Regions from separate parts of the Mus musculus genome. Here region 2 is linked to region 1. A link is a contact called in ENCODE POLR2A ChIA-PET data. All regions are on one chromosome and are shown on one strand. The core of a region is the stretch at or near the end of the contact, and the rest is flanking DNA. Distances in the headings are between cores, read along the strand shown. Region 1 holds the start of Tex36 (testis expressed 36). Region 2 holds the start of Edrf1 (erythroid differentiation regulatory factor 1).

What was found. ChIA-PET counts read pairs that join two places held with the same protein, here RNA polymerase II (POLR2A).
Region 2: POLR2A ChIA-PET joins it to region 1 with 13 read pairs in embryonic stem cell. The contact joins the promoter of Edrf1 here to the promoter of Tex36 in region 1. POLR2A ChIA-PET finds 5 or more read pairs at or near these places in 5 of 5 experiments (Patski and embryonic stem cell).

The regions. Positions count from the first base shown.
Region 1 is chr7:133,600,712-133,603,411 of GRCm38, reverse strand. Tex36 (testis expressed 36) reads left to right here and starts at 1,297. Exons shown (of 4, transcript NM_028654.1): 1 at 1,297-1,444. The coding sequence starts at 1,394. Gm35625 (predicted gene, 35625) reads right to left here and starts at 1,147. Exons shown (of 3, transcript NR_166565.1): 1 at 1,095-1,147.
Region 2 is chr7:133,636,289-133,638,988 of GRCm38, reverse strand. Edrf1 (erythroid differentiation regulatory factor 1) reads right to left here and starts at 1,314. Exons shown (of 25, transcript NM_178115.4): 1 at 1,066-1,314; 2 at 1-82. The coding sequence starts at 1,176.

The DNA.
Region 1 (2,700 bases), core at 48-2,547:
TGATAATTGCCTGGGTGGCATCCAACCAAGAAGGCAAGCAGAAAGCACATCACTCACTCAGCAGGAGAGAGACAGGTCTGTGTCTTGACCCAGGGACAGAGTCCAGATTTCAGAAGCAGCCTCTGCAGCCCCAGAGTGACAGGCAGCCTTTGTCAGCGCTGAGGGTTTCTAGAGGGGACTCATGACATAATTTTGCCTTCTGGTACCTTATTATTGAGGCTGTGACCCCGGTGGAGAACAAATGAAGGGAAAACAAGGAGAGACATTTAGTCTAGGATAGAATCTGATACATAGATATGCCCAAATGTTTTCTCCTGTGTCTATGCAGGTGAGTGAGTGTCTATGCAGGCAGGTGAGTGTCTATGCAGGTGAGTGAGTGTCTATGCAGGCAGGTGAGTGTCTATGCAGGCAGGTGAGTGTCTATGCAGGCAGGTGAGTGTCTATGCAGGCAGGTGAGTGTCTATGCAGGTGAGTGAGTGTCTATGCAGGCAGGTGAGTGTCTATGCAGGTGAGTGAGTGTCTATGCAGGTGAGTGAGTGTCTATGCAGGCAGGTGAGTGTCTATGCAGGCAGGTGAGTGTCTATGCAGGCAGGTGAGTGTCTATGCAGGCAGGTGAGTGTCTATGCAGGCAGGTGAGTGTCTATGCAGGCAGGTGAGTGTCTGTCTATGCAGGCAGGTGAGTGTCTATGCAGGCAGGTGAGTGTCTATGCAGGCAGGTGAGTGTCTATGCAGGCAGGTGAGTGTCTATGCAGGCAGGTGAGTGTCTATGCAGGCAGGTGAGTGTCTATGCAGGCAGGTGAGTGAGTGTCTATGCAGGCAGGTGAGTGAGTGTCTATGCAGGCAGGTGAGTGAGTCCAGGAGTAGGAGATTATTAGGTCTGAACTGGGACACAGAGAACATATGGAAGGAGAAAAGGAAATGTTTTGATCTTGGTCCAGCAGCATTGCTGATGTGAGCAAGGTTAGCTCCAGAGCAGTACTCAGGTTAGTTTTCTGAAAACTAAGAGTTTGAAACAGATGGTTGCCATGAGGACAATGCTGAATCCATGAGGGTGCAAAATGTTTGCTGTGTTTCCAGCATCTTCTTGTCCTCACCTCTCAGGCTGGTTTTGGGACTTCTTCAGTTAGAATCTGGAGGTTAGAATTCTGCACGTGCTTGGGGAACCCAATGTAAGGAACAAATGGCAAAACCCCCTCTTGGGGCTTAGAATGCTCTGGCCATTGTGACATGAGCTTCCATCCCATGATAGTGGTGGGCTTTCTCCACCTCTCTGCCCAGGCAACAGCTGAGAAGATCAGATACAGTGGGTGGGGGAGCTCTACAGACGTCACAAGCTTGTGAGGCCACAGACAGCTTGTGAGGCAACCCCAGTACATTCAGCTCATTGGAGAGAATGGCCAAAGGGAGGCGTTTCAACCCGTCTTTGAATAATGACGGAAGATGGGTAAGGAAGGATGCATTCCTGAAAGCTTCCTCATGAAATGTGGCTGTTGTTGAGGGCACAGATCTGGGCTGGATTCCCTTCTGCTGCCTCTGGTAGCTTGACCTTTGAAAAGACTCTGGGCCTTGGTCTTTTCACCTGTCAAGAGGGAAGCTCAATATTCTTTTGAGGATTCAGTGAACACACATGAATCTGAGGGAGGCAGTCCAAGCCTGTAATCTAAGTACTTGAAAGGCTGAGGCAGGAGGATTGAGAGGTCTAGGGCATCCTGGGCTGCTTAACAAGGTACAGACTCAGAAAATAAAACTAAAAAAGGGAGAGGAAGGACAGAGAGAAAGAAAGAAGACATGGGGTACAGAAAGGAGTGGAAATGTGGGAATGAAGAAAAGGAAGAAAAGAGGGAAAGAGGGAAGGCAGAGGAAATCAAGAAGGCAGAAGGAAGAAAGGGTGAAAAAAATGAGGAATAAGGGGTAAGGAAGAAAACTGCTCAGTGCAGGGTGGGCCCTTGAGGATGCTCAGTGGGTAGCAACTGCTACCTGCTCTCCCTTGTCCATTTCTGCACTCCTGCCTTCTAATACTACAGCCCTCATTATATGGTGAGCTGTTTCTTCTTCCTAGATCGTAAGTTCCATGGGGCTTTGTCATTTCTCCTCAGTGGTGCTTCATCAGTACCTAGACTAGAATCCAGTGCAGAAGGCATACTCGGTACTTGTTGAAGTAGTCTTATATTTACTTATTTATTTTAAAGATTTATTTATTTGTTTTATGTTCAGCTACACCAGAAGAGGGCATCAGATTCTATTACAGATGGCTGTGAGCCACCATGTGGTTGAATTCAGGACCTCTGGAAGAGCAGTCAGTGCTCTTAACCACTGAGCCATCTCTGCAGCCCTGTTGAAGTATTCTTAAAATCTCAACAAATCCTGTCCAGTTCTTGTCATCAGACTAGGAAATGGACAGAGCCCAGGAGTCGTTTAGCTGTTATCCTAACAGTTGTTACCTGTTTCGATCATCCCCCAGACTTCTGGGCTCAAGTTATTTTCCTGGCAAGACCCCTGTTTGTTGATATCACAGTCAGCCCAGTCAGGAATTCTAGCGTCTTCTAGAAACATTTGCATCTTGACCCAGGGACTTCTCAATTGCTCTTTCATATGCATATTTCATGCACTGTCAGTTTTCCATGTCCAGTTCCTATGACTTGTTCACAAAAAGGGAATCCCCCTGTTGTTTTCCACTGTCAAAATGAGAGGCAGAATCTG
Region 2 (2,700 bases), core at 65-2,564, 36 kb before region 1:
ACGCTGTTCGAGGAGGGGCAGAAGAGTATTTTACCACAGCTCTGCTTTTCACTTCGTTGCCTCCAAGAAATAAGGCCGATCCCTAAATAACATATGGAATGAAGCTTTAATGAACACTGCCAGGAACGACAATCTCACTTTCATAAAAATGAATTAAGAACCCACCAAATCAGGATTCACAAGGAGCCTCAGCTGCGTGTCAGCTCTAACACTTAATAAACAAGCTTAAATTACGCTTACTTAGCTGTTTTTCACGAAACTAAAAAAAAAAAAAAAAAAAAAAAGGATCAATCAAGAAGTGGACAGGGGCCAACCAACCTGCTTTTTAAAAATCTGGGCATAGTAGTTGCAAACACAAGCTTCAAGCACTCTGGAGGCAGAGGCACAAGGGCCAGTGCAAGGTCTACGTCCAGCTTGACTGCCCGGTCTGCATAACCAGTTCCACACCAGCCAAGACTCAACCCGGTACGATGAGTCACAGAAAAATGTAGACTCAGAAACTAAGTGCGCTCAACTGTGTCCTGTCAACCGCATGTAAAACGAGCAAGACTTCTGTACGGTTCTAATGGAATATTTTTAAGTAGCATAAGTCAATGACAAACGTCATTTGCAGGACGTGTTTATTTTTACCAAACACACAGCGATTGATCGGTAAGCTCATCGCATCCCATTCTACATTAGCTCCGTAGCTGACCCTACACCCACCCGGGCATGCTCAATGTCTGGACCCGCTGTTCGACTCTCCTTCGAGAACCCTTCCAGGCGTTGCAAATTCTCTGTGCCCTCCCTGGGTCCGTCCCTCTCTCCTCTGCCTGCCTTCGGCGGGCTGTGACACACACACACTCTATAGCCCGTCCACTGGCGCCGAGTGCGAAGCCAGGGGTGTTGCGCATTGCAAGCAAACGCCTGCCTGCACACCCGACGACAGGCTCGCCTGGTGATTCATTCCGTACTAGAGGTGCTAAGGAGGCGTGGAAGAAAGTTCCAGAAGCCCCACGTCCCCCTCCCAGGCCCGCAAACCCCCCAAGCCCCTGCAGGTCGCGCTCCGCCGCCGCCGCCTCTCACCTGTGCAGAAGGCTCCTCGGAGTCCGCCTGGGACAGGAGGCTGAGCCCTCCTCGGGCGGCCGCCCCTGAAGGAGAAGCCTCGGCTCCTGCTTCCTTGGGGTCCCCCATCATTTCCGACCCTGGGGAGGCGACCAGACGCGCGAGCCCTGGAGGCGGCGACAGGAACGCGGGCCCAGAGTCGCAGGAGAACCTCAGAGCGAGCGACTCGGACACTCAGCGGCTCGCACTTCCGGCGGCTGCCAGGAAGAGCTCGAGGTAGCGCGATGAAATCTCGCGAGATTCACCCAAAGGTCCAGCCCGTCCTCCGGCTCTGGCTCCTCCTTCGCGGTCCGGGCAGGAGCTGCCGCACGCCGTTGCCTGTCACACCATTAGGGCGGACACTTCTCGCGATACACGCCTCCCGGGCTCCTCCCCCTCGCTCGTGGCCGGTCTTTGTTGGCAAACAGTTAATGAGACTTGAGTCAAAGTCGCGGTGGCTGGGGTGGGGCGGTGCCGCCTTGGGTATTCGCGTAATCAAAGCTGGTGGCATCAAGGCCCTCGCAGGCGGCCGCTCTCTTGGGGCTTCTCCGAGTTGCACACGCGCGGGGACCTCCGTGGGTCTCAGCACCCTCAGATCAGTGGGGCTGAAGCAAGGAGAGAGAAGCCATCAGTCTGTTTAATCGGTTTCTAGGCAGCGCTCATGCAGCCCTGGCTGGTTTCGAACTCGCAAAATAGCCGAGAGTGACCTTGAACTTGACACTCTGCCTCCAGCTCCCGAGGGCTGGGGTTTCTTTCTGCCCGAGGATGGAACCCAGGGCTTCGTGTAGGCTAGGCAAGCACTCGGAGCTACATTTCCACCCTGCACCCAATAACAGACAAACTGCTACATTCCTCATAAAACATATATATTTGAGGTAAAAGGTTTTGTTTTATGTCGAGGTATTACGTTTTGGGTTTTTTTTTTTTTTTTTTTTTTTTTTAAATGTGTTTTGAGTGCTTTGGCTGCGTGTGTGCATGCAGTGCCCGCAGAAACCAGAAGAGGGCATCAGATCTCCTGGAACGGGAGTTACACGCAGTTGGGAGTTGTGGGCTGTGGGTGCTAAGCTGTGTCCTCTGCAAGAGCAGAAAGTGCTCCTAATGGCTGAGCCAGGACGGAGGTATACGTTTTCAGTTTTCAGTGTTTTGGCCTTTGCAATTATTTAGCCATGCCAGGTTATAATTTTCCTTAGTCTCTAAAAACCCAGTAACTGAAAAACTTTAGGAGTTCTCGGAGAAAGCAGATGCAGTCTGCAAATTGCTTTCATGCAAAACAAGACATTTTTATGAATTAACTTTTTGGTGCATATTTTGCAGATCCTTACTTTAAAGCATGTTTTGTGATTTTTTTTTAAACTACTCTGTATTTAGAGCCAGTTTTTGTTTGTTTGTTTGTTTGTTTGTTTTGTCCTTTTCGTTGTTTATTACATCAGAGGCTAGCAGGCTCGTCACATAAAAGCTTGTGCCAAACAAAACTGAGGGCCCGAGTTCCATGTCATCCCTGGACCCCACTGTAGAAGGAGAGAACTGACTCTGGAAAGCTCCCCTCTGGCCGTCACATGTCCTGTGGCATGAACACACACACAATAATAATACAGAGATCTGAATAAGACCTATGTA